Regions from separate parts of the Mus musculus genome. Here regions 2, 3, 4, 5 and 6 are each linked to region 1. A link is a loop called in an ENCODE intact Hi-C map of the cell type or tissue named here. Cell type or tissue: left cerebral cortex. All regions are shown on one strand.

Region 1 (4,000 bases):
TAGGTTCTTAAATAAAAAACAAAAAAACAAAACAAAAAATAAAAAAAAACCCACATTTTTTTAAGAAAGAAAGAAAGAAAGAAAGGAAGGAAGAAAGAAAGGAAGGAAGGAAGGAAGGAAGGAAGGAAGGAAGGAAGGAAGAAGGAAGGAAGGAAAGAAAGAAAGAAAGAAAGAAAGAAAGAAAGAAAGAAAGAAAGAAAGAAAGAAAGAAAGAAAGAAAGAAAGAAAGAAAAAGAAAGAGAGAAAGAAAATGGCTTCTGGAAACTTCTGTGGAAACAAACAAACTTTCTTGGAAACATATGTCCCATTACACCCCTCCCAAGTCGGGAGGCATGCTTTTGAAGAGACTTGAACCCTTTTATTCCTGCAAGCATGACCTGGAGGGAACTCTCTTATGAAGGGCCACCCAGCTGCCTAGGAACAGGGTGGGAAGATCCCCTGGGTCTGAGACAGGATCCCACATCATAGCCCCCACTTTGGAGTTCTACGTTTCCCAAGATGGAAGACCTTGATCCTTTGGGGCGGTGTTTTGGCAGAGGCTGACCCCCACCCCAAAACAAAACAGTTAACCAAACAATAATGACAACAAAATAACGGGCTAGGGCCAGCTGGCTCCGCGGGGCGCACATAGTTTTTTGAGCCCAAAGACTGTTCGGGCCTACTGGGAGGGTTCTATGCAGCTACAAGGAAGTCCCCACCCCACTTCGGCCCCCTTAGGGGGCATCTCTGGAGCGCTGGGGCACCCGGACCCTTTCTATTTTAAGGGTCACACACGCTGTGAAGTATTTTAGCTGCATCACAACCTTTTAAATACCCCAGCATGACACTGACTGCCTGAATAAGGACCTCATTTGGGTGGTGACCGGCCGAAGTGCTCATTTGAGACGCTTGGGCGGCTGTGAAGCACCGGCTCGCTCTGCGCCGGCGGGGCCAGCAGGGTGAGGTCTCCGGGAGGGATGGCGGCGGTGCTGGCCGATCTGGGAAGGAGGGAAGTGGTCCAGGCTGCGGGCCGTGGGCGCCCTTCCGCTCAGCTCCAGTGGCCTGAGGTCGTGCGCGTCCGGAGCACAGACTGGGGCGGCTCGGCCGTCGGGCTTTTCTGTGGAATTACCAGGCTCTGGGGAACAACTCCACCGACCGGAGTGCATGTGGCTCACACTGCCTTTCCCGTTCCTAGTCTTTGATACTTTTGGAAGCAAAGATTTCCTTCCATCTTTTGGGCGAATTTGTTTCATCTCTCCTAAATTCAGAAACGGAGTCTTCAAAAGTCTTAATGTGTGTGTGGTGTGTGTGTGTGTTTGTTTGTTTGTTTGTTTGTTTGTTTGTTTGTTTCTAGCGTTTAAATGAATGCGAAGCCACGGATCGAATCCTGTCGCTCACTTGGGGTTAGCGTCTCCCGATATTTCACACGGAAAACAAAACTTGGGTCTCTCTTATTTGTAGTTGTCCTTAACCTTTACAGCAACTGCTGTAGATGCTGCTCTGTCCATTCTCTAATAGATTTTACCAGGGACCGGTGACAGAGAACTGATTTCTTTTCTATTAGGGTTTAGCACATCTTTGTTGAAGGCCTGTAGAACGACCAGGGATTAGATTTGCATCTCTTAGACGCCCTGTGTGGTCTTTGTGCGAAGCTTGTAACTGTTAAAAATGACTTGTTAGGAAGCGTGTGGGCTCTCAGCGCTCTCCTTTTGACAGAAGGATTGAGAAATTCAGATTGGCCCTGTAGGATTTAGCCTGCAGATTCCACCTGAACCCTAAGCAATTAGACCTTAATCTCACTGCAATCATATTTGAGTTAGGATTTCTTGCACTTTGTTTACTTCAATTAAAAGCAGTGGAATAATTTTTTTTCCAGCGTCTAAAGTGAAATCTTCAGGAATAATACCTCAGGACTTCTTAGAAACGGTTTTGGTGGCGATGGGGGATTTTCTTGTGAGCTTTCTTTCTGGCCCTCTTGCCCTTCCCCTCCCCCATTTAAATTATTCCTCTCCTGTTGCTCGCTATAGTTGCGATCATCTTTCCAGGGGTTGAACTCAGGTCGCGACGGACCGCGTCCAGAGGATACCAGCAGAGAGGGGCACCCTTGCCCGGAGAGCACGCGGGGGTGGGTGGGGGGAGTCCCAACCAGGGCGCCTGCTCCCAGCTCCACGTGGAGTTTACTCGCTAGTGCGCGCCGAAGGCTGCTGCCTGCGTAAGCCCCAGGCAGTGGACACCCACCCGGCACCGCGCCGGTCCTCTTACGATGGATCAGGGTACCATCATCGTAGCTCAGGACCGTAGAGGACCGGTTCTCACAGTCCCGGAGCCTGATGGGATGTTGCCTTCAGGCTAACCCGGCTCCCTGGAGGTCGGATGGGGTGGGGCAATCCTCGCTGGTTGGGATTTGGGTTTAGCTTCCGGCCTAAGGCTGGGCTGCCCACAGTTGGCCAGCACCAGGTCTTCCTTGGCCAGGTCCTTTTCTGCACCGGTAGCGGCCAGGCTGGTTTCTGCTCTCTGTCTCCCTAAAGTCAACCAAGGATTCTCAAACATGGAGCTGGCTTCTCTTCGGATCGCCACGCTCCAGAGGCTCAAAGCCTCCAACCAGGCTGAGGGGGGGCTGGTCACTCAACCTTCCAGATCTGGGCTATTTAGTCCTTAGGCCGCTCCAAGGGGGTAGCCTGCAGTTATTGTCAAGTCAGTAGAAACCAAGATAGGCGGGGAGTTTATTACCTTCATTGTTTAATCTAGTAAGGCTGCCACTTTGATTTGCTTACAATATTTCTTCTCTTGGGAGATAGCAAGGATTCAGAATCACGACTTCTCCCATTTTGCTCCACAACTTAGGGCTCTTGCTCTTAGTTCATTTGATTCTCTTTTCTAAATTGCCTTTCCCAGCTAATACTAAAGACAGCCAGCACAGAAAGTAAAGTGAGGACTTCTAACAAGGAGGGCTTCAATACCATTTTTTTTTTTTATCCGAAAGAGGCCCGCGCCACTTTTAAAGGTCACCCTTTAACTTTTAAATAGTTCTTTTGTGACTACTTGCCCAGGGAGGAGATCTTAATTTTTTTCCCCTTTGTTTTTGAGTCCGTCAGAACGAAAAGAGAAAGTTAACTGAGACTGTGGCTGAAATTCTTTAAGTAAGGAGGAAGTACTTGCTTACACTAAGTGTTAAGTACTAAGTGTAGAGCAGTACTTACTGGTTTTAGAAAGAAATTCTTTAGGACAATTGCTATTGCTAGTTACTATGAACATCATTAAGAATGTTTAGGCATCCAAAAATAATTCAGGAATTCTTTTCTGAGCTTGGATGTGGAAGACAGAATATAGTTTAAGAGAAAGAGGGAAAGGGGGCAAGGCTATAGTGCTAATCTGTCTGAAATCTACCAAGAGAAATCTTGATGGACTACTGAGGGAGGATCCCAGCTTTAAACCGGCTCTGTGTGTAGTTTAGTGGACCCTTTCATTTGTGAATAGGATCTGTATCAAAACCCTAGTGTGACCATGACAATTGGGTAATCACACGCAAGGCATCTTTGCTAATGGAGAGATTCTGTAAATATGTTTCTAGTGAATACAGAGATAACAGTCACAGTGAAAGGGTCAGGTGCCACAAATCATAGATTACTCTGCCAAAGGTTGCCAGCCATCTGAGGTTTGGAAGGACATTAGCTGCCTTTGCATTCTCAGAATACTCTCCTCCGTTGGTGATTTCGCTTACTTGACCCTACTTCTGTTATTAAAAAGCTGGCAGGCACAATCAAGGGCAAGCAGGTTGGCTACCTACCCTCCTGGCAGCTCTCCAATAGTCCCATTTAGCTGCCAGGAGACAGACAGAGGACTGAGTCATCAGTCATGTAATCCTGAAGTAGCATCTAGAAGGTACCAGGAAAACTTTCATGGGGGCTCACAGGTCCCCCGTTCAGCTCGGCTTCTGTATCTTCCGAATCAAATTTGGAACAGATCCCTGGCTGGGGGGGGGGGGTGGGTGGTGGGTGGGTGGAATTCACTCCTAGGAAGG
Region 2 (4,000 bases), 460 kb after region 1:
ATAGGGAATGCTGGGGAGAAAGCTCAGCTTGTAAAATGCTGCTGTGTAAGCCTTGGAATCCTATTTGATCCCTAAAACTCACATTAAAAAGATGGACATAATGAGCGTAACCTTGGCAGTGGGCAGGCAGAGCCAGGCAGAGCCAATGGGCTTGCTGGCCCACCAGCTTAGCCTGCTTGGAGAGTTCTAGGCTAATGAGCGACCCTGTCTCAAAAACTCAGCTGGACAACGCCTGAGGAATGACATGCAATGTTGACCTCAGGCTTCCATGCACCACACACATGCATGCACCCCGCACCTCTGGATGCAAAAATGCACACAGGCATGCATACAAAAAGTATTTTAGAAAAATTTACAACTAGCCATGACCTCAGGGTCCAGCGACACCAATTCCTGGATACATACAACAGAGATGTCTGCATGCCTATGTTTATCCCAATGCTATTCACAATCCAAAGCTTTGGTCTAGGTACCAATGCATGAGTACAGAAAATGTAAGGTGCATGTGGGATATTATTTATTTATTATTTATTTATGCAGAAGAATTAACTCATGAGAAATGGATGGGAGTGGGGGGGTCATCATGTTGAAAAGAAATACAAAATAAAGAAATAAGCAAACCAGACCCAAAATGGTAAAAGTCATGTCTGCTCTTTTGTTTAGACAAAAGGTGAAGAGAAAGGCAAGGGCAATATAATAATATTGCCAGTTAATATCTGACTTAGGTATTTTCTCTCTTTTTTTTAATTTTAGAAGTTATTTATATGTAAGCATTTCTGTTAGAAGTGAATCAACATCTAAGTGTCTGAGTTGGTCTCTGACCTTGGTTAAGTAGCTTCCACTCTGCTAGCAAATCTACTACCTAGGGTATGTGGAAAGCAGTGGTCAGAAATATGGACCGGAAGCCAGACCGGAAGCCAGATCGGAAGCCAGAGACTAGTCAAAAATCTGCCTGTACCTTAGTTACTGTCCGCTCATCTGTAAACAGTGCTCATCACCATCTTAATAAAGATTAGATGAACCTGCCATGCAGCGTCCCATATGTGTGCTTTTGAAATAAATATATTTTAGAGCAAAACTCTCCATCACCACCAACACTCGTTTGTGGCTAACCCGCCCAGGGAGGTCTGAGAAGGTATTGCATACGAGAGTCCCGGATCTGCCAACCTTCCTCCTTTCTGACAACCTCTTTTCCATCTCTGATGAACTTTTTCTTCAAACCCTGAGATTGTAGAGAGAATTCCTCAGAATTTCTCTTAGCCAACAAAAGTGGCTCTGGCCAAGCTGACATGATAAAACACAAGCTTCTAAGTTCCCATCACTTCGACTTGAAGACTTGGCGTTCAAAAGAATGCTCAGTGGTTCGAAGCATTTGCTGCACTTTCCGAGGACCCACGCCCCCTTCTCAGTACTGACAACTCATCACACCTAAGACTGCCTGCATCTACAGCTCCAGAAGATCCAACACACACACACACACACACACACACACACACACACACACACACACACACACACACACACAAAGGCTGAAAAATATCCAAGCCAAAAACTAATTAAAAAAAAAAAAAGCATGGACTTAAGATATCTAGAAAAATACAAGTATCTGTTTGTATTCTTTGCAGGTTACTAAGTTTTCTGACGCCTTTAGCAGGTTATCAGGAGGATTCGGTAAATAAAGCCCATAAATACTCAGAACTATGTCTCCTTCGAAGCAAACAAGAGGTGTTATCACAACTGACCACTCTAACACAGCCTAAGGAGGCCAGGGGTTCTGGTGACCCTGTAAAACACACCCACGTGTGCGGGTGCCTCCTGCCAGGTCCCTAGTCAACACACCAATGAACGGACGTTGTGCATGCCACGGAGAGAGGTGGACATTAGAAACAGGAAGAGCAAGGGAAGTAACAATGTTAAAAGACAACACATCGGTCTAAATTATTTGACCTTCGCCAATTTACAATTCTCCCTAACTGAAAACATCATCTCATTTATAAATAGCTTGTTGATGCCTAGTTGAAAGAGACAATTAACACCAGAAAGTAGTATAGATTCGTGATCGTTCTAATAATTTTATATATTAGCAAATGCCTCAGCTCACGGTACGCCATAATTTCAGTAGCCTGGGAAATGTTACAATTGGTTCAAACCACCGTTGATGTTATTTCTGGATGGTAATAAATGCTGTTTGTCTTGGGAGCCTGAAAAATATGTGGGCTGTGCAAGTGCGCCATCTGCTGGCCGCGGGGACTCATGCGGCACGCTTAGCGCGCAGCTGAGACTTGAGCTACTAGGAGGCACTAACCAACTGAATGCTTGAATTAGTATACATTGCTTTCCCGACTGAACGCTGCATTTCTCGGGTGCCTGGTCTTTACGTTTCCCCGACACTAGCATCTTTGGAGAAAGGGCAATTAGAGTGATCATGGAAACCAGACCACTGTGGGATGCCATCTATTTTATATGCTTCATGGAGAGGAATGAGATACCCAGAGTGACACAATTTTCCTGAACGTTTAGCGATTCTGGAAAAAGTGAATAAAGGTGAGGTGTGTGTCACAACAAAGAAAATGCCCCAGCCAGGTTGCTGGACCACCCTTGTGCACCCTATAGACCCAAGCATACATCAGGCATACACCAGGCATAGTGAAGAACTTCGATTTCATACCTTATACCCATATAAAAACATCCTGCTTCTATTACAAAACAGAAGTCCTGTGTGAGTTTTGCTTTGCACTAAAGAAAGAGAAAATGAATTGGGACAGTCAGCACACCACCACCACCACCACCACCACCACCATCACCTTGGGGTTGGTTTTACTCCCCAAGAGGACAGCAATCTAGTGATTCAGTCACAGCTTGGTTCTGGCAGTCACTGGAGGAAAGTAGGGATTTCTCAACCCAGAAATCTTTTGTTCTGTTTCTTTGACAAGTCGCTTTTAGTTTAATCCAGCCAACTAAAAATTGATATAAGTCCAATACCACCACCTTCTTCTTCTTCTTCTTCTTCTTCTTCTTCTTCTTCTTCTTCTTCTTCTTCTTCGTCGTCGTCGTCGTCGTCGTCGTCGTCGTCGTCGTCGTCGTCGTCGTCATCACATGACTCCCTAATGCTAGCACTCACTGATTTGGGGCAATGGAGAGTAAGGCCCAACAGGGGGCGGTAGTGGGCAGACACTTAACCCCCCTGGTTCTGCCCTGCTCTCTCCCTCAGACAACAGACTAAAAATCATTCTAGCACTCGATAGCCATTCTGAGACTCCCCCGAGAGAAGGGGCGTCATTTTCAGATGCCAAAGTTAATCTGAAAAGTCAGTGATCTGTCAAGAACAAACACCATCCTTAATTCTTAATCCTAACTCAGGACTCCAGGATGTGTCCAAAGCGAAGTGCCTTCACCACATGAGAGACAAGTGTTGGATCTGTCTGTAAACAAGGCCGTCACCTAGCAAAACAAAACTGCACTAAACACAATCCAAAGAATCCCTAAGGGAAATAGCTTCAAGAATCTTGAAAATCATACCTATTTTTGTTTGTAATGTGCGAAATTATTATAAGTATGTTCACCAAGAGGACTATTGATGGATGGCTCACGATTTAGCTAAATTCAATGAACCACACACTGAGCCTACCCCAGTAGGTGACTCATGCATTTTTTATTTCAAGTATCAAGTGTTTGCCAAAAACAGTATTTAAAAAAAAAAAAGTAATGGAAATTGTTCTGAAAGAGCTCGTGAACAGGGTAGGACTACCTACCGGCAGGCTCATTTGTGCTCTGACCACTTAGGTGGGATTTGGTGGGGCTGCTTTAAGACAGCGCTACACAGACAAGTGCTCGCCACAGCAACGCTGGCAGGTTGGGCACGGGCTCTGGCCCTCATCAAGTATGGCCATCTTGCTGGATACCCATATCTCAGCAAAGATAGGTGGACTCACCAGGTGCCCCAGTAATGGACCTGAGTTGGGGTGGGGGCGGGGCATACAGGTCTTGCTTAAAACATGCA
Region 3 (4,000 bases), 1.0 Mb before region 1:
CTCTTCCAGCTCAGAGACGACCAGGCACCTCTGTGGGCTGACTCCAGCTTCAGGCTGGCACCTCATTTAGCGTGGCAGATGCGTTCCAGCACCCAGGCCCATACACTCCCAGTTTATGCCGGTGTTTAGGAAGATGTCCCCTCCCCCTGACCTTTCTCTATCAGAAACCAGACGGTCGCCTCTAGCTTGGTCCCAGAGGCTGTAGAAGGGGGGGAGGAGGAGGAGGAGGAGCCCGGCAGAGAGGCAGGCTTGACTAGGATCCGCCTGCCTTATCACACAAACATCTGCGCGCAGTTTCTTCCTCTTTCTGATCGCTGCAGTTGACAAGGGGAGTGGAGTGGACTGAGGCGGAAAAAAAAAGTTATGTCATAAAAATATAAAACGGTGCTGTGACTCACCTGCTCTTAGCCGCAGGTACGAGTTTCGTGGCAGCGCCTCCGTTCTGCTCGCCAGGAGCCCAGGTCGGCCTAACGTCACTTTGCTCGGCTGACTCAGATGACTGGGTTTCTAGTGACGAGGCAAAAGTGGGGCTTTTCCCCTCTCCAAGCCCCGAAGGCCGGGAAGTAGGGGTAGTCTTCCAGGGTTGAACTTTGGGTCAAGAATCAGGATGAGGGGAGCAAAGGAGCCAAGTGGACCAAGAGCGGAGTCGTAGTAAGGTCCAGGGGGTGGTGAGCACCTCTAGGAGGGAACTCGGGGTCATTCAGCGAGCACGATCCTTGCGCTGTAGCTCTGATGCCACCACCCAGGTCCTTCTCCCGCAGCACAGCTCTTTGGGTCCAGAGCCCTGGCCTGTCCTCCAAGGCACCGCCTATTTTTCCTTTTCTTCTTTTTTTTCCTTTTCTTTTCTTTCTCTTTTTTTCCTTTTCCAAAGGGGGTCACACACACACCCGCCCTATTTTCCTCTTTCCCTAGCCGCGAGGCTTAAACCAATTATACTGCTTTGTAAACAAAGTGAGGGCCAGGTTTGGGGGAGGGGATGGCGGGAGGGGCGCGGGGGGCGCGCGGCGCTGGCGCGGCGGGGCGGGAGGCGCGGCGGCTGGACTGGCGGGCGGCCGCCTCACAGGTGCACCTCGGGCTTTGTAGGTGCGAGCGTCTTTGTGCGGCGGACAAATGGGGAGAGGACGAGGAGGTGGGCACTCCGGCGACGTAAGATCCACATCAGCTCAACTGCACTCGCTTCGCACAGGCCGCCCGCTCACTTCCCGCGGAGGCGCTGCCGGGCGCCGCGCTCCGCGGCCGCCTCCTGTCCCCGGCGCTGCCCCCTCCCGCCGCGCCGCGCCGCCGCCGCCGCGCACGCCGCGCCCCGCAGCGCCGGGCTTCCTCCTCGCCCGGGTGGCGCTGGGCCCTCGAGCGCTCCGGTGACCGCAGCGGCTCCGCGCCCCTCCCCCGCCCCGAGCAGCGCACCCGCCCGTCGCTCCGCACAGGGTTGGATGGTTGTGTCGGCCGGGCTGGCTCCAGGATGTTAGGGACTGTGAAGATGGAAGGGCATGAGAGCAACGACTGGAACAGCTACTACGCGGACACGCAGGAGGTGAGAGGCGGGGAGGCGGTGGGGCGTCCCCAGAGTCGGTGTCCGGGGAGACTCAGGCGAGGTGGGCTCCTGCCCGGACTGGGGCGGGCGGGGTGGGGGCGGCTCGCCCGAGGCGCGGCTTCCAGTGTGGCCCCCACCCGACCTCTCGATCAGCCCGCTGCCCGCTGGGTCCTGGCGCTTGCAACCAGCGGAGAGTTTTGGGAAACTCTGGGCTTTGAAAACACGGGCTCCGGAAGGGAAGCACTTGTCTTTGCCCGCTAGAGAGCCGGGGCTGGAGCCCAGCCCCGGGAGCCGCGGGCGGGCAGGCGGGCTCTGGCTTGAGTAAAGAATAACTGAGAGAGTCGGTGCTCGCTTACCGGGAGGCCTCTCGGTCACACCATGTAATTAGCCGACGTCTTTGGATAAAAATGATCTGTTGCAGAAGTTGGAGTTTTTCGTAAAGAATGATTTCTAAATTTTATAAAACTTAATTCTTCAAAAGCCATTTGTAGAAAAGTGTCTATTCGTTCGTCTCTAGGACCGCTGGGTGGCGCTAGTGCGAACAGAATCTTTTTCCAGAACTCGGGGCCAAGAACCTGTTTCTCTTCATTGTCCCCTTGGTGGCATGTTCACTGGGTTTATTTTACATTGTGCACAAAAGCATTGCGAGGAGAATCAGGTACAGGCAGGGCCACTACCTATTGAAAGTATTTTCTAGAAACAGCTGCCGATTACCTTCAAAAGTGTAATTACCGTTATCGAAAGCGCTTACCGAGAAAGCCTCGTGCGATCTTGGAGAGAGGACTAGAAATAAATCCCAAAGTACTTTAAGATCTGTACAGAAAAGTACAGAGTCCGAAAAGACCTTCGCGGCGATTTATTTATTCGTTTCTGTGTTTCTTTGGGAACCATCTCTTTTTTGAGTCTTCTTTTTGAAATCTATTCATCTCTTATAGTTTCACATGGAGTTACATTTGCTGATGAACATAAATTTAAGGACGTCAATATTTTCTGTTAGATTACCAAATAAGCAGTTATACGTCAGGACTCTTGTTTTTTAGCCACCTAGTTATTATCTCGACTGCTACGGATGGAGATTTCGCTTACCGATAACTTTTAGTAGGCGCTCAGACCACTTTCAGGAGTTTAATTTTGATGCAATCACCTCGGCCCACCAGAGAAGACCCCCATAGAAAGAGCTTTCTTACATCTCAAAGCTGAGAATTAGGAAGCAGAATAGCATTAAGAGAAAGCAAGTAGAGTTTCACTTGGGAATTTTAAGTTGGTCCGAACTATAGCTCTAAAGCCTAGGCTTTGGTGTGAGCAGCAGCAACTATCGGTTACAGGGTGTGTGTGTGTGTGTGTGTGTGTGTGTGTGTGTGTGTGTGTGTGTGTGTGTGAATTGTGTTACCAAAGTTTTCAATTGCCAGAGGACTACAAACAGGTAACAGAATTAACGCGAGGTTTTGTATAGCGTGAAGAGCTATACATGCAAAGTCACGCTAAAGTTAATTGTATGCACCGCGTTGTTCTGGTGTGCAGCTTTTTTTTTTTTTTCATTTTATTTTTTTTCCCAGAACTTTATTTAACTGATAAGTTTGCTTCTTTTTTAAAATACTATCATTGTTACAAGTAGGTGGAAAACATTTCTAAATATAATAACAGAAAGTCATCTTTGGCACCAACTCTTAAGACAAAGCCAGTTGCTGGGAGATGAGTAATTGGGACGGAGGGAGGGTCATATTGACAAATAGGCCAATATGGGTGAGAGTTTAACAGCAGCCAGCACGATGCATCCCGATGTGCGATCAGCGGTGCCTGCCAGCCCTCCACAGGGTGGGTGTCTAGCTGGTACCCGGTTGATCACTCAAGCAGGCCTGTGTGGGTGAAGTGAAGAAGCAGGGGCTCCGACATAAATTCTATTTTCGGAATTTCAAAATTGACCGGGCCAAAAGGCAAGTTGTCTAGGCTGGTCTGGGATTGGATCCTTGGATCTAGCCTGCCGTGGATGAAATGAAGGGACCTTAAAAGCCAGCCCCTGATCCAGGCTTGTAAGGCGATTATGCATCTTCCCGGGGACATATTTTCTGTGAGCATTAATCTTTCCTGCTTGCAGCGCTAGGATTCTCCCCCACGCCCCCGCTATGTAAGCCATCTTTGCGTGGTCAGGAAAAGGCGCCTAACAGTTTGCCCTGGCTGGGGAGTTCCGGAGCTTTGCAGAAATGCTGTTAGCTCGCCCCGGGCTCACCCTGGGCCAGCCAAACTCTGGGGCACACTACTAACCCCGCCCTTCGGGGCCTCTTCCCTCGCTGTCTCCGCTCCAGGCCTACTCCTCTGTCCCTGTCAGCAACATGAACTCCGGCCTGGGCTCTATGAACTCCATGAACACCTACATGACCATGAACACCATGACCACGAGCGGCAACATGACCCCGGCTTCCTTCAACATGTCCTACGCCAACACGGGCTTAGGGGCCGGCCTGAGTCCCG
Region 4 (4,000 bases), 62 kb after region 1:
ACACACACACAAATACTTGGACGGAAGAAGAGTTGATCTTGTGAACATATAATTTACTTTCCAGAACAATTTCCAAACAAAATGGACACAAACTGACTTCATTATTTCTCTTCTAAATTAACTATAAAAACTACAGGCATTCCTATTATGATTCCAAGTTGACCTTTATAAGTCCACCTAAATTTTACTTCCAAAACAAGTGGAATTCTCTTGAAGTCTGAAACCTCTGGGGAGACGTGGAGAAGTAAAGATGGCTGCAGACATGGTGGGGGCGGGGGTAAGGAATTAAACCAAAACTCAAGGTAACTTTTCATTGTTCTGTTTTTGAATCATCAGTCAGCACCGCTATGAAATCCAACAGCACAAAAGCTGTTTGAAAGAAAATGTTAATTATATAAAATGTGGGTAGCATAGCCAAGCTATGTATTGGATGCAGTTTCTGGGCTCAGGAAAAGATGGTTTCAACTTAACACAGAGGTGACTGATGGACAGGGAATTTTACTCCCCACGCCCCTTTGTCATGTGTGAGCTTCCAAGGGCTTTGGGAAGGAGGAGAGGGAGGCAAGGGGCCTAGAGATGGGATTGAGTGCTGGAAAATGGGTTGCTTGCTGGGTGGGAAGTGGGGGGTGCCTGGGCTTGGCTTGGGAGGATGAGTGGGGGGAGCTGAATGAAAGCCTGGGGGTTGGACCTCGGGAATAAAGCCACGAAAGGACTGGTCTCATTAAAGAATCCATTTCCCATTTTCAGCAGTTTGCTACATTAACAAGCTGAGCTGTGAAAGGATTAGATCCGCTAAGTGAGCGCCTGTTCTGTGCACCATTGCAAAACACATTTCAGAAAGCCGCGGATTCGCCTTAAATGAGTATCTGCTGGAGGAGCAAAGCCCTAGGAAAACAAAGGGGCACGCAGGGGTAAGCTAATAATTCCCGCTGTGCTTTGAGGGCAATGAAATGACTGCAGCCCTGAGAACTTTTTCTCCCTCCCCTGCAGTTGGTATAAACACAAGGGCCATTTTGATGATCGTATTGACACCTTAGCAACAAGTGTTTCCCAGGTGCCAACAAAATGTCACTTCCCTAAGGGTGAAACGAGCCACAAGACGTCCTCCTCAAATATTACTTATCTGCACACATTTAGTATGCACGCCCATTAATCGAAACAATGCGTGTAGATTCATATGCTGCCTACAAATACTCAAACGGTCTAAGAGCAAATCTACCGCCAGCAGCTTCTCCCCACTCTCTGCTTTGACTGGGAGGGGAAAGCCAAGTTTGGAGCTGGGTCTAGCCTGACTCAGGCCTTAACTTGCAGTCTTGCTATTCTAACCCCTTTTCTCGATCTGCTTTTCAGCACGTCTAGGAGCACACAGCTCAGAGCAGCAGGGAAGTTGCTTAGCAAAGGGCCACCCACTTGCCTATTATTCCTTCCTCGCCTGCGACATGACACAAGAACAAAGTAGACATTAACCGCTACATTAAACCCAGAAAGAAAGTAATCAGTAACCTGTTATTCCCTTAATAAAGGGAAACGCATGCAGTGTGAAATCCAGAAGACTAATCAATAGCCGAGGACAATGCAATGTGCCAAACAAATTGCAAATCAATTAGAATCCTTGTTTTCTTTCAAATGGTTCACTATATCTAAAGCAATTACTCCTTCATTAGACCTAATTTAACAGCATGACTGCCTTGGCTACAACTGGCAGCGTCTGGCTATCAAATGGAAGAATGGCAGCTTATTTCTGTCTGTCTGTGAGTCTAGCACCAATCAAAAAAAAATTGAATTCCTTTATAGGAGAAAAACTTTTAATGAATGAATGGATATTTGTTTTAATCAAAATAGCAATACCAGAATGATGTTTCTCTGCTCCCCCGCCTCAGAAAATGGAAAGAATTATTGAATGAAATTAATTTTAAATGTTTTTCTTCATTTAATGTCAGCTTCAAATAGATACCAAAAAAATTGGCATTTTAGTATGTACAGTCCTTTCAGTTCTTCAGACCTTAATATACATCTCATGACATAGTTTCAGGAGTTCTTTTTCATTTGAAGAAATAAAGTTTTTAAGCATTTTGGAGTATTCTAGATAATTATCAACAACAAAAACTCAAAAGTTTTAGTTTGTTTTATTATAAATGCTATTTAAAATCATTTTACCAAGACAGGTTCATCTCTGGGACATTTCAGCCAAGAAGGGTGAATTTTGATGAATTGACAGCCGTAACCACATAGAGCAGCCCCACCACCTAATAAGTCCCTGGCCCCTGGGAACCCCCTCCCTCTCTCTGGCCCCAAGGGATCTGCTTTCTATCAGCCCAATTCACTGCTGAAAACACTTTCCCATTCTGTGGAGACATGGGACTAGAAACATAATTGAAATAGAGCTTAAAAAAATAACTTAGATTGAGGAAAAGGTTGAAGGCATCAAGCAAAGAACTGAATTTAAAGACGATGGACTTCCGAAATCAGATACGCTTGAAGAGATGAAACCATTTCCAAAACTGGATACGACATTCCTAAGAGAACTGAGGAAAAAAAAAACCAAAAACAAAACTTGTTAACCACAACTTGTTTTATATATAAATGTCAGAGCTGGATACTCTTCAAGAAATAGTCACAGCTTCAAGAATTTCTTCCATTTAATTTCCCTATGTTATTTCCCTTTAACCGTAAAAGCAATGGCATTTGGTGATATGAAATAACAATATCACAAAATTATTTAAAAAAAAAAGTAAGGGATTTCATGTGTCCATCCCCCCCCAACCCCCCCAGTAATTTTCAAAGGTACTCAAAGCTGTCACCCATCCAAGGATGTTCTTTACAGCATTGTGGTAAGAGCAAAGCCCTGGGAACCCTAAGCATTCCAGCCTTGAATTAAGTCACACATGAGCCGGACTCCTTTCCTTCCTTTGCTTTCCCTTGTAGCAGCTTTCCTCCCTCCCCTCCCCCTCCCCTTCCCCCTAATCCTCCCTCTTCACCTCACATCAAATGGCTTTTTATTCTCTGTATCCTTCGCCTTTCTTCTTTTTTTCTTTAGAGCTCAGTGCAGAAAAATTCTTGCATTGAGGGCACCCCTATCTTTTGCAGGCCAATCAACCCAGTTCCCATCTCCTACTCCTCACAAGATACTGTTTTCCCAAAGCCCCCACATTCTTCACATCAATCCCCACTACCCCCTGCACCCTGGTTTGCCCTCCTTAACCTCTCACTGTTAACACTGTCACTCAGTCAAATTATATCTTGTTCCTATTGTTTCTGCTAACAGTCATGATTTAACATAGTCTGCAAATCAATTAATCAATGAGCATTCACTGAAGGCCTTCTCCCCACCTCCCCGTCCCCCACCCCCACCCCCACCCCCCATTGGCTGGTTCCAAGTGTAGATTTGTAACTGTAATGAAAAGCGTTTGGATAATGGGAGGGGGTTAGCAAGAGGAAGTTAGGATGTTTAATTACTTTCTGAAGGTGGTTTAGTTTGGAGGTTAGATAAAGCAAAACCTGAGATAAAGAGAAGGGGGACAGGGCATCCCTCCTTCTCACTGTCTCTGTGTTGGGGGTTGGGGGGGGGGGAGAAAAGAAAACAGCTCGGTCCTAGCACCCATGATGCTCCAGTTCCAGGGCTTAGCCAAAATAGCGCATGGTGATCTTAAGAAGATGCTGTGGCTATCTCAGGAGGTTTTGTTTTCTTTCTAAATTTAACCTCTCTCGCTATTTGTGTTCTTCTGATTTGTGTCTGTGGAGAATGTTTGTGCAAAGACACAGAGGTCTCAACTCTCTATGTGTACCCCCATGGCTGTTTGTCACATCTGCAAGACAATGATCAATTTGCTGGTAAATGCACATTTAGGCTAGTTTGTCACCAGGAACTCACCCAGTCCTAGTTAAGAAGGAGAAAAAGCGTTGATCTCCTACTGCTGTTATGGAGACCACTGTACAATAGAGTACTGCTAAATTCTCCTGAGCCCTTCTTCTGAGGAAAGAGGCGACAAACTCCAAACTC
Region 5 (4,000 bases), 1.0 Mb before region 1:
GCCGGATCGCCCGGCCAGGGCGCCGCGTCCGGGCCAGGAAGAAAACATCTGTGCTTCCAGCGGCGCGCAGGGACCCTCCCGAGAGCACCGCCTGCGAACGACCAGGGCGTCCTCCGCCCTCACCCCGTTTTAGACCCCGGGTCCTGTTTTCTTCACTGTTGCTTCATCCTCCAGAAAGTGGGCGCCCAGGGCTCAGTAAATGGCCAGAGCTGAGGGTGGTTTTTTTTTTTTTTTTTTTTGAATTTTGCTCGGGATGGGGGAGGGGCCGGAAGCGGGGGCAGCGAGGAGGGAAAAGGCTTCCAACTGACCCAAGTGGAAAGCTCCAGGGGCCGTGGGATCCGCCACGCCACGGAGTAAACAGTAGCACCGAAAGGCCTTTGGGTAGTGAGTGCAGCGCCTTCCTGGGAGGGGAGCCTCAATAATGACTTTCACCTTGTGTTTAGAAGCTCAGCTCTGAAACCCTTTTAAACCTTGATTGAAAACAAAACAAAACAAAAAAGAGCCCAAGATAAGGAAATTCTATTTAGCGCAACTAAAAACTCCGAAGTGTTCCCAAGCAGAAGGCAGCTCAGCCCGGTTTCTGTGAGATCGGCCGAGATCACCTTCAAATCTCAAAGATAAAATCCAATTTCTATTGTCCCTTAGTGGCCTCCCACACTTCAGAAAGACGGATGGGAAATAATAAGCGATGAAAATAAGCATATGCTAGTGAAGTTCTTAACTTCTGCTTTCTTTTTTCAGAAGGCGGATTTTACTGAAACTGTTAAACATTTTTTTTTTCTCGAGTTTAACCGTTTTGAATGAACCACGACAGGAGAGAATTCCAAGAATGATAAAATTAGGAAATTCTGTTGTTTTGGCATTTAAAATATTGATCTTAGTTCCAGGAAAAATGCTTATTAAGTTTCTTTACAAAAAAACCTGCCTTGATCAATAGAAATTCTTTTCATTACAGACGAAAGTAGGAGACCTGTAGCCCAAATTAATTAACCTTTCCCCAAGATCAATTGGCTTTCTGTTGATTTAGCAGTAATATCATAGAACATTTAGCTATAATGTATTTTAATGTGACACTTCAATATGTCAAGAGGGAAAAAACCTCATTGAAAATAAAATTGCTTAAATTATGTAGTATGTATTTAATAAACTTTTAAAAATTGTCTTGAAAATTAACTATTTGCTTGAATTGTGGATGTGTTTTACAACCAAATGCAGTTAGAAAATGCCCCTTGGTTCAAGATAATTGAGCGCAAGAAGAGATTATTACAAGCCACCCTGACCTAAATAGGTAATCAAATTATGTTGAAATTTAGGTATAAAATTTACCCAAATTGAAAGTGTAATTACACCTCAAGAGAGTCCCAGGAGACTAAGAATGTAAGGGCAAAATAGCATAGCAGAGCTCAGAACGTCATTCGAATCAATCCACCGCATAGAGAAGACATTTTAAAAAGTAGCCACATTAGTTCTACCTAAGGTTAGTAGTTAGCTGTCCAAATACATCTAACATAGACTTCTTTAAGTCTCCTCTACCTTCCAAATAGTTAACTTTGGGACATAATGATGCCATTGGTATTTCTCTTTTTCCCTCCCAGGCCAGCTCCATTCATTGAACTTTGCACAGCTGGGTTTACAAGCCTCACCCCCGCCCCCTTTCCTCCAGCAGTGTGGGACTGGAGAATACCTAAGAAGTTCAGTTGTCACCTGTAAAACACATTTTCATTCCAAACATTTTAAAACCTGACCTAGGGAGAAGTCACTCACTTTTACTGACTTTCTTGCCTCTATTTCTCTCTAGCTCTCCAATTGCTATAGCTACGATCACACAGCTCTGCAGCCCCGCGAGCGGAGGCTTAGAAATGCTACCTCAGGATACTTTGGAGTGCGCTAAAACTGCAGTGGACTTGGAATTTCGAGGCAGGGTATCATCCCTTAAAATCTGGGGAGGAAAGGGCTGTGTTCCGGGCTTTAGAATCCAGGTGAGATGCTAGTCTGTTGAAATCCGACACAGAACCTGACCTGGGGCACCCGGGGAAACAGGATTCAAAGTTCTACTCATAAAGTCGCCTTCTACCTTCCCAAACTCCTCTTAAGGATTACACATAGGGGGGCCCTGAAGCCCTTGAACCTAAGAGAAACCACCTGGAAATTCTCCCCTCCACTCCAAAGCATTGCCTGGAAATTGGGAATAATCAAAGAAAGTAGAAGTCTGGGGTTCTTCCCGTTTCCTCTGAAGTTTGTTCCCCTATTGCTTGTCCAATCACCGCCTCAGATTCTCCTTTTCTTCTTCTTTTCCCCTTTCTCTGACATCGAGAAGCTATTTTTAAAACGTCGATTGAATGAGAAGACTGTAAGGGTCTCTGTGGAGGTTTGTTTCGTTTATGGATGTAATTTTAAGGGTCCTTTACGCAGGAGGGAGGAAATCAGTGTCTTGTATCTTCTGTGCTCCCCAACACCGGTTTTCTCTGCACTAACTAGGCGGCTGGAACGTTTTTGGTGGGACATTTGTCTAGCTTTGGGTTCCACCTAGGAGCTTTGAGCTTCACGCCTAGACGCCCAGTTATGACCATTTTTCAGGTGGAGGCGGATACACTGACTGGGTCTGCAAGGTGCGGTGAAGTGGGCAGGGCATTGTCCAGGTTTCCTGGCCTCTCCCTGGAGTCACAAGGCCTTCTGCCGACACGCGCTTCCTTTGTGTTATGCCTGGCTAATATATTAATGGGGCGGATAACCCGGATCCTTCGGGCAGAGGGAGGAGGTCCGAGGTAGGGAGGGCCCTGACAGGAGCCCTAAGGTTTCTGTGGCCAAGCCTGGGACCGAAGAGTTCAGAGGAGGGGGTGGGGGGCTGGAAGGGTGAGAGGATGGATCCAGGTGGGGTCAGTTCGCATTGGGGCAATGAAAATAAATGCCTTCAAGAAGTTTTTTTTTTTTTTTTTTTTGCTTTTTTTGTTTTTTTGTTTTTGTTTTTTAAAAAGTGAGCCAGTGCCCTCCTGGCTGTGTGAGAAAATTGCACGCTCCTGGGGTCCAGTGTCCGTCACTCCCCGTGGAAAACCCTTAGAGGTCCCTTTTTTGAGGTGCACACCTTTGCAGTCGGATTCAGCCAACTGTGTTGGGGTCTAGGGTGCGGAAAGAATGGTTCCGATCAGCTGGATCTGTGGCCCTCACCAAGGCCTCTACTTTCCAGAAGGAAGGGCGGTTCTGGCTCCTAAAGGCTTACTCTAAGGGACCCCCTGCGCCACTCCACCAAATCCGTGGGGGGGCATCAAATTGGATCTCAGCCCTGGGCAGACCCCAGGGTTCCCGCCTCTGGGTGCTGGCCTTGGGTCCAGTCCCAGCTCCTCTGGGAGGAGGAGGCCCACGGTCCTGCGCGCCAGACGGGTTCCGGGTGCCCTGAGACATATGCTGCCCGCAGAACTGCGGCCTGGCCCGTAGTGCTCATTGCCGAGGCGGTTCTCAGCCCATCAAAAGCCCGGGCTTTCTTCAGCCTTATGGGCCACGAGGTGAACAACAATGCCCGGGCCCCTTCACTTCAAAAGCAGCGATCAGGGGAAAGGCTCCCCCAGAGATTTTTTTTTTTTCTTCTCCTCCTCAGCCTTTCATTTCTAGGGAAAAAAAAAAAAAAAGGCACCAGCAACTCCAGGGCCCGGGCAAGCCTAATGCCCTTTGATGGGGATTGAATTCATTATCTCCAATAACACAATTGTGCTTGGCCAACGAAAAGAGCAAAGCAGGGCTCTAGCCTGTGCAAGGGGACCAGCCAGACGGGGTGGGACAGCCAGGCTTGCTCCAAGGGACCCGCACCAGGGTGCGGCCTCAGCTCGCCAGTCCAGCCTGGGGCACCCCAGGGCGGGGTCGCGGGCTCTTCGACGACCCGGAGCGGGCAGGGGTGGGGCGAGCCCCGCAGTGCCGTGTTTACTCTGCTCCACCGCGGCCTCCAGCCTCCGGGGCGCGCCGGGCAGGAGGCCGCCCAAGGGCCCTAGCTACCGGCCCCCTCTGTCCT
Region 6 (4,000 bases), 92 kb before region 1:
CGGTTTTCAGATGCGGCTACCCAAATGTAGCTCTCATCCCTGAAATTTAGAAACCAGGTACCCAAATAACTAGCTGGATAGAAAAAGGCTTCTGAGACCGCACTCTAGCGCTAGACTGGAGCCAGAGGAAGACTAGAAAGGCCAACAGAATGTGCCTGCTGCTGCCGGATTCTGCCCTCTCCTACCTCCTTCACCCGCCTTCCACGTGGATCATTTTATCTGTGTTCCCTTGGTGACTAGAGGATCTGGGAGACATCTCCTGCCAGGCACATTTCTTTTGGGCAGGCCTGTTGCTAATTCTGCCTATCCGCCCATTCTATGTCAGACGGGGCAGCTGTGGTGTGGTCTGCTACACTGTGAGCAGTGAGTAATGCAGACCGCTCACTGTCCCTTCCTATGCTGCTAACTGGCACCGACTTGGGAGATGAAGGGCAGGGACGAAGCCCTAGTGACAATACCAAGGAAGCTTTGGTAGGCCACCCTAAAATCTGCTACCTCCCTTGGGTCCTCGAATGGAGGAGCTCAGCCAGAGTCCCAGACTCAGGGTCCATAGATGCCAGACCAGGATGGACATTTCGGGACCTGGATGTTGGCTGTTTTGTTGGCCTGAGGAGACAGACACAGGTCCCAAGCTCTCCCACAGGCTTCCAGACCTTTCAGACTGTGTGTGGTGAGTGTGTGTGTGTGTGTGTGTGTGTGTGTGTGTGTGTGTATGTAGGCTCCTGCAAAATCTGTGCCCTAGACATCTGGAAAGACCAGGCCATCCTCTGATATCTAAGGAATGCTACCAAAAAAAAAAAAAAAGTGCGCCAGTTTAACGTAGTTATAAATCACTTTCCAAATAATTATGAGAAACTACCATTCCAGCAGGGAAGCTCCGGGGAAAAACAAACAAGGAATAATAAAGTCGCTCCACCCTCCCCAGCTCTACCACCCAGCCCAGGCCCCACGTCAGCCTGAGAGGAGAAGGAAGCTGGGGCTCAGTTGGGAGGACCATGGTCACTGTTCGCCACCCAAGATGTTATTCACTGGTAACAATCCCCATTATCTGTCCCCACTTTGGTCTAATCAGACAATCGCTAATACCAGGCCAGCTTCCTGCGACCTCTGGGAGGTAGTCTTGCAGAGGGGGCGGGTGCCGGGCGGGGCGGAGCGGGAGGCGGGGGAAGGGGGGGCGGAGATGGCACCTTCCGGACTTGCCCCGGCTTCGCTCCAGCACTCATTCAGGTACTTAAAACCCTGGACACCCCGACTGCGGTTTTCAAAGCCCTCCGAGTAGCAAGGGCTGTTAATATAAATAGGGATTCCTCCCGCAAAGGTGCTGGCGTCTCAAGGCCAGCGCATGGCGAGCGCCTCGCACTTCCATCCTTAGGAGCGGCGTCCCCAGCTGTCCCTGGGTCCCTAGCCTACCCTGCCCCCCACCTTCTTCCCCTCCTCGGCCATGGCCACCTCTGGACGCCTCGGCTTCACGGTGCGCAGCCTCCTGAATTTACCTGAACAGGATGCGAAGCCTAGGGTGAGGCGCGAGCAACAGACGTGCGTTCCACAGACTGCTGCCTGGCTGGAGTCGGAGTGCAGCCACTACCTGTGTGAGTGAGCCAGGACTGCGGCCGGGGGTGGGGAGTGCGGAGGAGGGACCCAGCCAAGCCTCTGGGGTCAGGGATGGAGAGTGGAGATTCCCAACCCAGAATCAGGTTCCTTCGACCCTAGAGCAAGCGCGAAGCTCTGTGGTCCTCAAACAGACAGGTGGTGCGTCTGAGTCCACACATCCTGAGAGTAGATCTTGGTCCTGGACTGCTGAGGAAGGTAGTGGTTTTGGTGTCTGGCGATCCGAAAAGACCGGGATATTTAAAGATTTGAAACCTTCCTTTTGTGTCCCAGGGCTTTGCAAACTTCAAATCAGAGGTGGCCGGTATGGGTGACTCAGCTTGTGGGAAACTAGTCTGCCAGCTCAGTTACTGTTGCGATTCCTTTAAGAGGACCCCAGGGTGGGTTTCTCTGGGGCATCATCTCAGGTCTGCCGATTACTCTTGTAGTATGGTTGAGGTAAGAGTAGGGAACGTGGGTACCCAGAAGTGAATACAGCAAAGCAAATGGGTCGCAAAGCCCGGAGCAAGAGAATTGGGACTCCAGGTGGAGACGAGGGTGGGAGACAGGTCCCAGACACCCGTAGAGGCTGGCCTCTCACCAGGCGACGTCTGCTTTGCTTTGTGGTTCCCAGCCTCGGACGAGAGCGGCCTGGAGACAAGCCCTGCAGACTCGTCGCAGCTGGCTTCGCTCAGGCGGGAGTCCCCCGGCTCCGACCCGGAGAAGAGGAGGAAGCGGCGGGTGCTGTTCTCCAAGGCCCAGACCTTGGAGTTGGAGCGGCGCTTTCGGCAGCAGCGCTACCTGTCGGCGCCGGAGCGGGAACAGCTGGCTCGACTCCTGCGCCTCACGCCCACGCAGGTCAAGATCTGGTTCCAGAACCACCGCTACAAGCTGAAGCGAGGGCGAGCGCCTGGGATCACAGAGCCTTCGGATATGGCAGCATCATCTGATCTGCACGCCGCTCCCGGCCTGCTGCGCCGCGTAGTGGTACCCGTGCTGGTTCACGACCGGCCACCGAGCAACAACGGCAGAGGTGAGGGGACCTCTGCGGTGCCCCAGGACAAGTGCAGCGCACGCCTGGCCACTGCGTGTCCGGTGCCAGGCTACACCGCCTTCGGACCGGGCTCGGCGCTTGGCCTCTTCCCAGCCTACCAGCACTTAGCACCACCAGCTCTGGTCTCCTGGAACTGGTGAGGCTGCTGCGGAGTGCCTAAAGCCACCCTAGACTTGGGACATTGCTGTTTGGTCCGCCGCAGTAGAGCTACAGCCACACCAAAGTCAGGAGGTGACCCTTGCAGGAGCCCTTCTTGAGTCCTGGGTCCCTGGATTGCCCTAACCGGCAAACACACACACACACACACACACACACACACACACACACACACACACACACACAAGGGACTGTCTCCAAGACTCGGAATGGTTGCCCGGGCGCCAGTCCCAGAGCAAGATTTTATTTCTTGAGCATTATTTGTATATTTTAAAATAGCGACTTGTATGAAGCAACTTATTTTTAAAAAAGAAATAGAGTGTTTTCCCCTTGACTTGTTGCGCTAGATTATACTGTGGAGGGTTGGGTCGCTGGCGCTCCTACCACTAAAGGGATGGAAACTGGTTTCCCTTGGCTGGAGGTGGAAAGACCATTTACACTGAGACCCATCCCCGGTTTATACTGTAGGTCAGAATAAAGTCCCAACAAGACTTTGGGAGGAAAGGGAGTAGGAGAGGCAACGGAGGCGATCTGGGTAGCTCTGCAGAGTGAAGCTGGAGATTCTTTAGTCTCTGGCTCCAAGACTGAAAGCTTATCCTGCCCCTCGAGCAGGGTCCTGACTCAAGGCTGTTTCCAGGACTTGAGGATTGAGGAGCTTGGAAGCAAGGAACTTGGAACATACAGTTAATGCCATGAGCGCTTCAATGTGCTGTTTCCTGCCTCCTCTACCCGGCAGTGGTGGGACTGGAGAGGGAGGGCATTGAAGAAATAAAAAGGGCCACAGAATGACCTGCCCAGGGCACTGTTTCCAGGCTACCCTAGGGAAAGAGGGTAATGCTAGGATTGCTATGCTGGGGTGCGATCGGCTAGTAAGAGTCCAGTCAGCAGTGCACACACGGAATGATCTCCTTTCCATTCCAGGCCTTGGTTTGCCCCTGTTCTTTTCCTGGGTATATAGTGAGGGAGGAAATCCAGGGCAGGCAGTCGCTGTCTCTGAAGCTGTGACCTTATCTCTGGAAACCCATTTCAGAAAGAGGAGAGGAGAGAGGTGTCCAGTTGGTCCAGGAACAGGGACAAGGCCCCTGATGAGGTCTGAAGAGAAAGCATTAGGCTTGGTAAAGGTCCTCGATTTCTTGTCCAAAGAAGAAGAGGAGGAGGAGGAAGAGGAGGAGGAGAAGGCATCAAGGTTGTCACCTGGAATGG

Evidence for each region. Peaks named below come from ENCODE experiments on the same cell type or tissue, not always from the same donor. Only the 100,000 strongest peaks of a DNase experiment are listed, where the experiment ranks them.
Region 2: it touches region 1 in a loop (4-fold over the local background); 19 of 42 quality-filtered maps call a loop at or near these places.
Region 3: a loop joins it to region 1, with 5 times the contacts of the local background. A loop is called at or near these places in 7 of 42 quality-filtered maps.
Region 4: a loop joins it to region 1, with 2.3 times the contacts of the local background. A loop is called at or near these places in 2 of 42 quality-filtered maps.
Region 5: it touches region 1 in a loop (7-fold over the local background); 14 of 42 quality-filtered maps call a loop at or near these places.
Region 6: a loop joins it to region 1, with 2.3 times the contacts of the local background. A loop is called at or near these places in 2 of 42 quality-filtered maps.

Annotation. Positions count from the first base shown.
Region 1 is chr12:56,518,183-56,522,182 of GRCm38, reverse strand. The region is part of intron 1 of Sfta3-ps (surfactant associated 3, pseudogene); the gene reads left to right. Among named protein-coding and RNA genes, the nearest start is that of Sfta3-ps, 9.2 kb to the left of the region's middle. RefSeq lists an enhancer at 1,557-1,764. In left cerebral cortex, no CTCF peak of the experiment used is centred here; a DNase peak (open chromatin) is centred at 1,560.
Region 2 is chr12:56,056,906-56,060,905 of GRCm38, reverse strand. No RefSeq gene overlaps it. Among named protein-coding and RNA genes, the nearest start is that of Gm22296, 150 kb to the right of the region's middle. In left cerebral cortex, CTCF peaks have their summits at 2,244 (motif pointing left) and 3,191 (motif pointing right); a DNase peak (open chromatin) is centred at 2,240.
Region 3 is chr12:57,543,195-57,547,194 of GRCm38, reverse strand. It overlaps Foxa1 (forkhead box A1), which reads left to right and starts at 1,084. Exons shown (of 2, transcript NM_008259.4): 1 at 1,084-1,531; 2 at 3,835-4,000. The coding sequence starts at 1,460. It also overlaps a transcript of Ttc6 not described here. In left cerebral cortex, a CTCF peak has its summit at 2,052 (motif pointing right); DNase peaks (open chromatin) are centred at 2,103, 2,280, 2,585, 3,354 and 2 more places; H3K4me3 peaks cover 317 bases.
Region 4 is chr12:56,456,505-56,460,504 of GRCm38, reverse strand. No RefSeq gene overlaps it. Among named protein-coding and RNA genes, the nearest start is that of Sfta3-ps, 71 kb to the left of the region's middle. In left cerebral cortex, no CTCF peak of the experiment used is centred here; a DNase peak (open chromatin) is centred at 1,608.
Region 5 is chr12:57,534,849-57,538,848 of GRCm38, reverse strand. No RefSeq gene overlaps it. Among named protein-coding and RNA genes, the nearest start is that of Foxa1, 9.3 kb to the left of the region's middle. In left cerebral cortex, no CTCF peak of the experiment used is centred here; DNase peaks (open chromatin) are centred at 559 and 2,382.
Region 6 is chr12:56,610,501-56,614,500 of GRCm38, reverse strand. It overlaps Nkx2-9 (NK2 homeobox 9), which reads left to right and starts at 1,217. Exons shown (of 2, transcript NM_008701.2): 1 at 1,217-1,589; 2 at 2,222-3,108. The coding sequence starts at 1,442. The coding sequence ends at 2,781. All of the region lies in intron 3 of Gm26973 (a long non-coding RNA gene), which reads right to left. In left cerebral cortex, no CTCF peak of the experiment used is centred here; DNase peaks (open chromatin) are centred at 2,158 and 2,474; H3K4me3 peaks cover 377 bases.